2 separate regions of the Homo sapiens genome follow, and region 2 is linked to region 1. The links are chromatin contacts, found by Hi-C in ENCODE. All regions are on one chromosome and are shown on one strand. Each heading gives the region's core, a stretch centred on a gene start or an enhancer-like site at or near the end of the contact. The rest is flanking DNA. Distances are from core to core; before and after follow the strand shown. Region 1 holds the start of PHLPP1 (PH domain and leucine rich repeat protein phosphatase 1). Region 2 holds the start of DSEL-AS1 (DSEL antisense RNA 1).

Region 1 (4,157 bases), core at 505-3,004:
TTGCAACCACCCGTCAAGGCAGGTGACTTCCTTACCTGCATAGAAGCGGATGAGGCAGCCAATCTCCGAGTCCATGCCTTCCTCCTGCACCCTCCACAGCTCCCCAAATCCCAGTTGGAAGAGGTAGTCATTTTGGATCTGCAATGGCTTCTCCTCCGCCTCCAAGCGCCGGGTGGTCTCTCCGTGGAGCTGCACGTACAGGGTGGGCGGCGGGGGCGGCGGAGGCGCCTTCTCCGCGGTCACCCCGCTCCTCCCGGGGGTAGACTGGAGGCCTCCCGGGGCCACGGCTGCCGCTGCCTTCTCCTCGCACGACCCCTCGCGGACGGCCCCGCCCGGGCTGTCAATGGCCCTCGGGGCTTTCTGCTGCGGCTGAGGCGAGGAAGCCGTCTGGGGAAGCGGGAGGGGCTGCGCGGGGTGGCCGGGACGGCGGGGCTGGCCCGGGACCCCCGTCGGGGCCGAGGCTGCGTCGGCCTCGAGCTCTTCCGACGACGACGAGGAGCCGCCGCCGCTGCTGTAGGGGTCCAACCGGTCAGACACGCTCTCGGCGCTGGGACTCAGACTGAAGCTCTCGGTGTCGGAGACCACAGGCCGTGGGGCGCGGGGCGAAGAGACAGGGCCCCCAACGAACGGCTCGCCGGGGCTGGAGTCCGAGGGCGCTGGGCTGGCGCGGCGCGACCACCCGCCCGGGCCGCCGACGGGCAGGGGTAGGTCGGCGGGGGGCGCGCGCGGAGGCCCCCCGAAGGCACCCGGCGCGCTCCTCGCGGGCGGTACCTCCGAGTCCCGCGGCTCCGGGGGCGCCAGCCGGGGGCCGGCCTCGGGGGGCGGTTCAGCGGGCTCCCGGGCGGCGGCGGCTCCGGGCCCCTGGCCCAGCACCTTCACCACGCCGCCGCCTTTGTGGCCCAGCTGCAGCAGGCGGGCGGCCACCTCGCCGGCCGTGGTGTCCAGTGTGCAGAGCACCGGGCGCAGGTAGGTCGAGGCCATGTGGCGGTCGAAGACGTGCACGCAGCCGCGCTGGAGCTGGTGCCTCACCCAGTCCCGGTCCGACGGCTGCAGCTGCAGCGTCTGCCGGTGCTTCAGAAGCAGCGTCTTCCTGTCCAGGCTCCGGGTGCACAGCGACGCCGAGGCCGAGCAGGAGGCGGGGAGGCCGGCAGCGCCGGGGGAGTGCGAGGCAGCAGCGGCCGAGGACGACGACGACGAGGAGGCGGCCGCGGCGGCCGCGGACAGATTCCTCTTCAGCCGCCCTCTCCTCAGCAGGAGGGAGTTGGCGCCGCCGCCGGCCCCGGGTACGGGGGCAGCCCCGCCGGCAATGGGCTGGGGCGCCCCGCGCCGCCTCCTGCGCCCGGCACCCCCCGCTCTGCCCGGCAGCGGCCCCGGCGGCGCCTCGCCTGGGGCCTCTTCCCGCGCCCCGCTGCCGCTGCCGTTCCCGCCGCTCGGGGCCGCCGGGGTCAGCGCGGGCTCCGGACTCCGGCCGCCCCCGGCCGCCGCCGCCAGAGCCGCCGCGGCCGCCGCTGCTGCTGCTGCTGCCGCAGCGGCGGCCGCCGGAGCCGAAGCTCGGTCCTCCCTGCCGAGCTCGGGGAGTCGCTGTACCGTGGCCGCGGCGGCGGGCTCCATTGCAGTGGGGCTTCGCGTTTCCCCCCCAGCTCCGGAGGCAGCGGGCGGAGAGGGAGGCGATGAGGCGGAGGTGGGAGACGGCGGCGGCGCGCGGAGAAGGGAGAAGCCAATGGCGTTGTGCGCGGCCGTTCCAGGGGATTATGTGGCGATTCGGAGCATTCCGTCGGTGTCTCAGTGTTCCATCCCGCGCGCCCGCCTCGCCGCCACCGCCCCCCCGACACACGCCCTCCCCGCCCGGGTCGCGGGCTCCCCAGCGCCGGCCCCGCCCGCTACCCCCGCCTCAACCCGGCGAACCAGCCGCGGATCTGGGCTCATTGAATATTAATCATGCGCCGGGAGCGGGAAGGCGGGAGGCTGGCAGGGCGGGAGGGCCGCGTGTGCCTCATAAATATTCATCGCCGGCATGACGGCATTCCAGGGAGGAGTGGGGAGAGCCAGGGGATGGCCGGAGGCGGAGCTTCAGGGTAAACAAACGTGACGCGTGCGTACGAGGGCGGGGTGGGGGGCAGTTTCCCGGGAGGTTCCTGAGCCGGCCTCGGAGAGGGCAGTGAAGACCGACGCGCGCGGTAAACCTTGGGAGTTGTGGTTCTCGTAAGGGGATCGGCAATCCCGAGGGAAACATGGTGGACTACAAGTCCCAGCGGTCCTTTGGTTCTGCTTCTCCTGGCCGCCAGCAGCTGGCCGTGGCCAGTGAGTATTGTGCCCTCTGCCGTTGAACTCTGTGCCAGAGTTCTTAATGAACACGAATGCTCATGTTCATTAACTTGTATTTTACCCGCACTCCAGCTTGCCAGATGACTTTTATTTTCCCTACTAATTAAAGGTGAGGGCTTTCAGGGACTGTAAACGTACGAAGGTCGCAGGTCCTGGTCCTCACCTGCGCCCATTGTATGAGATAGAGATACACACCCGTCACACCACAGCATCACTGGCAGTCTGAGTGGGCCAACCTCACTTTTTCCCCACTTTTTCAAGACCCAGGAAGACAGGCAGCGTCTGGGAATTCTAACTGAGGCTGTCGTTGAATGTGCTTGTTCGAAGGCACAACCCTAAGTCTGTCCTCTCCCTCTCCTGTACCTGAAAAGGAAAATAGCAAAGGACTGAGGTTTCATTGTTTCCCATTGCTCTTGAAGTCTGAAGTAGTTTAATGACACAGAAAGCACTGGTAAGTAGAAGAAACATTAGAATGGAGTATGAGATGGGCTTTTTCCACGTGTTCTGTCTTAACGTCTTCTCTGGTTTTTTTCTTTCATCATTCAGGGAAAAAAAAAATAGTTTCTACTGCCACAATGTTTAGTCGTGGTCTGAAAAGTTGTATTTTTCGTCAGTTGAATCAATGTTGTAATCATTGGGCAGTTTACTATTTAAAAGAATGTTGTACACCTTTTTAATTGAATTACCATTCCCCCAATTGCTTTGTAATTCGGGATTTTTCTTTTCTTTTTTTCTTTCTTTTTTCTTTTTTTCTTTTTTTTTTTTTTTTTTTTGGCCACAGAGTGGGTCTGTCGTCCAGGCTGGAGTGCGGTAGCGCGATCTGGGCTCACTGCAACCTCCGCCTCTCGGGCCCAGGTGATTTTCCCACCTCATCCTCCGAGTAGCTGGGACTACAGGGCTTGCCACCAAGCCCGGCTCATTTTTTGTATTGTTTTAGTGGGGGTGGGAAGTCCCTTCATGCTGCCCCGGCAGGTCTCAAGCGATCTGCCCGCCTCAGCCTCCCAAAGTGCCGAGATTACAGTCGTGAGCCACCGCGCCAGGCCCTAAATCCGGATTTTCACATGTGAAACTTTTAAACAGTTTTAAACCACATACTATCTATGACCTGTTTTAACCTCAATAAAGTGACTAAACTTGCAGATGAAGAGTGAAGGGGGTTGGAGAGAGAGACCAACTGGAACTTACCGCTTAGGTTATCACAGTTTCATTGAACAAGAATGAAGAAGCTGTGGAGATAAAAATAAATATTTCTCAATGATTTTTTACATTCCTGATGATTTTCTGTATTTTCATTTAAAGTTTCACCCCTTAGCCTCATGAATCTATTAATAATATGTATTTTATTTAAATTCAATCAACAGCAACATATGAAAAATTAGGGAGATTGCAAGTTCTCCCAAGAGTGATAACATTTTCAAGTCAATTAATTTAACAGATAATTACAAACATTTATTATGTACCAGTCACCGTGTTATAGCAGTTGAATAAATCACACACTGTCCCTGCCTTCATAGAGTTTACAGGTTAGAAAGAATAACATTCAAAAAATGCAGCAGAAGTACAGAAGGGGAAAATACAAGGTGCCACAGAAATAGACATAAAACAAGAGGAACTAACCTAGTCTAAGAAGTCAGGCAATACAGACCAAAGTTTGAATGAAATTTTTTGGAGTCAGTGAAAATGTGCATTTGTTGAAGGATCAGTCTCTGAAAGAAAGGGAAGAACCAAAGAGGTAATTATATTGAGATAAATTTCAACTACACTGATCTGTGTTGTGCCTTCAGTAGCCCCGACACAAACTATTTGTTCTAGAAATTGAAAGAATAGTCCTT
Region 2 (3,853 bases), core at 894-3,393, 4.8 Mb before region 1:
TGTTCTGTACATCTAGTAGCTGTGTTTACTAACCCTAAATTCTAGGCTCCCCTCTGCAAACAGATAGGAATCTCTGGAGTCAGCTCCCCGTTTCCCCCAACTCTACTCTCTCATAAATGTGGTTGGAGGCCATGGGTCCTCTTCCTCTATCAGGGGCCATGTAGAGGCACAATCCAGATTTTACAGGAAGTTGTGTCAGAAGAGGATCCTTGTTTGGGAATAAACCTCAGTGGAGGAGACGAGGCTCTGTATCAGCCCAATTGTTCGAGGTTCAACTCATTTCAAAAGCAGATATAGTACTTACAAAGGGGACTTGAGTGCTACTCATGACTTGAAGGAGTTTTGAATAGGGTACAGGAGTCAACCAGTTGAAATAGAAAGCAGAAAATAAACAACCTAAACGGCCGAATATAGGTACAAATGATATAGTTCTGGAGTAATACATTCTGGCTAGGGAAACTTAGGAGTTATTTACAGAAGAATGTAAGCATCTGAGTTGAGACCTGGATGATCAGATAATTTCAACAGTCAGAAGAATTTTAACTAGTAAGTGGGGTGGTTGGGTAAAGGACACTGTGAGGGAAAGAATGGAATAAGCATAGTTACTGAAGCACCCAAGCAAAAGCAAGTGTGGCTATTTGGACTGGGCTAGGGGTTACTACGGGGCCAAAACAGAAGAGTGATGAGGAGTTAGAGGCCACATTTCACCTCAAAGTTAAATGATTTGAAATTTATTCTGCTAGCAGTCGTCTACTGTTTGATTTTCAGCAGCAAATGATCTAAGCAAGACATTTATTTTTAAAATGTTAAAATATATCTTATTAAATATTACCAAAATAGTATGGGAAATGAAGAGACTGAATGTGTTACTAATCCCCAACTGAGAATGGAATTGTTCATTTGTGAAGCTTGATATTTCCCTGTATTTTTATTACTACTAAGCTATTATTTTTTACATTTGAGGTCAGAGCTTGGGTTGGTTTATGCCAAAGTGTCATCTCAGCTATCTGTGAGAAGCTCCATGTGTGGAGTGCAACAGGAGTCCCAGCCTGCTCTAGGATTTCCACGACCTGGCACTGCACTCACATGTCGTAGTAGCCGGGGCACACTGCCTTCTCCTGTCTGCATGTAGGTCTTTACCGAATACCAGGTCCCATTTTTAAATAAGAGGCTCCTTCTACTTGTTTGTCCCATGCTTCCCCTATTTATACTGCCTGAGAAATTGTTTTCCATCAGTAAAGCTGATTAGTCTTTTCTGTTTTCCCTTGATCTTTGTTAGCATCTGGGCTACAGAAGTTGTCCTCCTATATTAATCTGGGTATTTCGGTTTTGCTTTTCCAAAGGACAGCAAGCTCAGCCAGGCTGCCTCTCAGTTCCAAGGGAGTGCTCATTCCCTCCTTCCCCAGCCCTTGCTCTTTCCAAAAGGATGATTTCTGTCGTCCCAGGGCTTATCCCCTCCCACTCCAGCTCCTCCCATCATTTGAGTCAATCCCACAGCCCCCACTATGGCTCTATTATATAGTTGTCGTCTTCCCATAACCAAAAGGTTTTAACGCCAGCCTGGCAGCGTCTTTAGACTCTCGCACTCCCAAACTGTCCCCTCCTCCAGCTCGACTCCTCCGGGAGCGCGCGGCCACCGCTGCAAGCCCAGAACACAAACGCCTAGAGCTTCCTCCGCTTAGAAACCCGGGGCGCTTGGCCCCGCCTCACCTGCTTTCGGCCCCGCCCCGCCCGCCGCCGGCCTGCTCACGGCTCCTCCCGTCCTCCCCGAAGCCCCGCCTCTGACCCCGCCCTGTCCTGTCTCCGTCCCGCCCCACGCCCGCCAGCCAGCGTCGCTGTCTCTCGCCTTCCCTGAGGCCCCGCCTTCAGCCCCGCCTTCAACCCCGCCCCGTCCTGCCTCCGCCCCGCCCCCGCTTGCCGGCCCGCGTCGCCGTCTCACCCTCCCCGGGCTGCGCGGCCGGAGCTGGCACAGAGGATCCTCGGCCGCGGCGACATCACCGCCTGGGCACGCGGGCGCTGCTCTGGATACGGCGCCACCGAGAGAACCCGCCGCCCGCGGGTCTCTGTCCTGCGGTCCGTGGTTGCCCCCACAAGCGTCCGGCGTTTCCTGAGGGCGGGCGTGTCCGGGCCGTGCGGGTCGCGGGGACCGAGCGCGGCTGAGGAGACCGAGCTGGGGCAGCGCCTGCCGTAGCGCGGGAGACGACGCGGGGGTCTTGCGGAGCCCCGCGGGAGCCTGGCCCGCCGTGCAGAGCAGTTTTCTGGAACTCTCCACCTCCGTCTCCCTTGGGGCCCAGTGCGGCGCCGAGCCCCCGTCGGGATCTGCCTGAGGTAAGCGGACTTGGTGGCTCAGGGGTCTCTCGCCATCCTGCCTCACTCAGCCCCAGAGCGGGGAGCGGAGAATGGGGGCGGCAGGGTCGGAGGACGCCAGTGAAAAAATGCAACAGGCGGGGCGGATCAGGAAACTCCTAGCCTGAATGTTTCCTACAGAGGGGAGACTTGTCCAAGACTGAAACTTGCTTAGGTTCTTCCAGCCGCGGACGGGCACGGAGAGGCGTCTTTCGACACCGGGGTCCGAGCTCCCTCTGGCGGCTCCACCTGAGGACAGGGACTCGGCCACAGGTGAGCGCCGAGCGCGGAGCTCCCGCCCCTCGGCTTGGCGCCTGGTCACGATTCGCGGTTACCCCGCCGAGAAAAGTGACTGGTCCGAGTAGTTCTCATTAGGAAGATACCTTCTGATCCCATGAACTCTAAACCTTCCCCCGGAATTAAAAAAAAAAAAAAAAAAAAAGATCTTTTCAACTTTCAGTTTTTTGTCCCTCGGTCCTTGGGAACAAGAAATAACAAGGATAGCAGGACTCATCTTTGTGTAAACTGCATTTGAATACAAACATTTTTTAAGTGACTGAAGCCACGTTAGTGGCGTTAAACTATAGATATTGTCGGGAGAGTTCTATCTTGTATATTTTGTATTGTTAGTTGCTTGTCTTCTGCTGACGGTCACTGGTTTCCAAATAAGTGCGTGTAAATGGATAAGAAAAAAATCACTTGCCCTAGCTTAGGTTGCAGATAATATGAGATTTTACTGTGATTCTAAAATTTCTATTAAGTGATTGCAGAATGTTTAAGTCATCAGTTTATATTCATTCTCAGCATACCTGAAGCCTCAGAGAATTTTTATTTTGTCCCCCATCCCCAGAAAAGTGTCATGAAAAAAGAGCAGAAGAGAGACCTCACTGTTGCTGAAAGGGGAATTTTCTTTCCCCGTTGGCGGTTACTTCATGATCGGACGAGAAGTATCTAGGTGACTGAAGATATTCCATTTTTATGTTTGTACACATGAAGCTGATAAAAGAAGATGTGAACATGATTTCTCTTTGTCATAATAGGCTGATGAGTAAGTAAGCCTGAAAAATATTTGAAATGAAGGCAAGAATTTTGAATTTTTAAAAACCAACTAAGACTTTGATCACTTGTTGAGGATGTTTCTCTCTCATAAATGAAAGAAAAACGTATTCACAAGACAAGAAGTATAAAAAGTTGAGAGGAATGACAACTGAGTCCACTCACTCGAAGAATGTCAGTACTTCATCATCTTCTTTGGGCAAACATACACAAATGCATCATACATGTGTGGTGAGCTTATCACCAGTGATGGTTTTCTGTGCTAGAAATGACTCTTAATTTGAATTTTGGAGTGCTTTTTCTCTTTTTTTACAATGTGTGTTCCAACTCTTTGTGTTAAATAGATTTAAGTAAAGGAGGTAAATGCTAAATTCATAGTGTTTTTTACCTGTATCACTTCCCTGTGTATTATGGAAAAATTAGAGATTTTAACGTTATTCAAAGTTTTACT

Evidence for each region. Hi-C counts contacts between places; a loop is a spot of excess contacts on that map. Pooled maps may share reads with other maps.
Region 2: a map of CD4-positive, alpha-beta T cell shows a loop between it and region 1 (10-fold over the local background). The contact joins the promoter of DSEL-AS1 here to the promoter of PHLPP1 in region 1. A Hi-C loop is called at or near these places in 3 of 168 maps with a recorded cell type or tissue (CD4-positive, alpha-beta T cell, CD4-positive, alpha-beta memory T cell and naive thymus-derived CD4-positive, alpha-beta T cell) and 8 of 50 pooled maps.

Annotation. Positions count from the first base shown.
Region 1 is chr18:62,713,138-62,717,294 of GRCh38, reverse strand. PHLPP1 (PH domain and leucine rich repeat protein phosphatase 1) reads right to left here and starts at 1,754. Exons shown (of 17, transcript NM_194449.4): 1 at 36-1,754. The coding sequence starts at 1,611. RefSeq lists silencers at 171-290, 391-490, 801-940, 1,151-1,380, 1,731-2,020 and enhancers at 371-1,333, 2,291-2,400, 2,491-2,550.
Region 2 is chr18:67,514,836-67,518,688 of GRCh38, reverse strand. DSEL-AS1 (DSEL antisense RNA 1) reads right to left here and starts at 2,143. Exons shown (of 5, transcript NR_033921.1): 1 at 1,940-2,143. DSEL (dermatan sulfate epimerase like) reads left to right here and starts at 1,969. Exons shown (of 2, transcript NM_032160.3): 1 at 1,969-2,328; 2 at 3,197-3,853.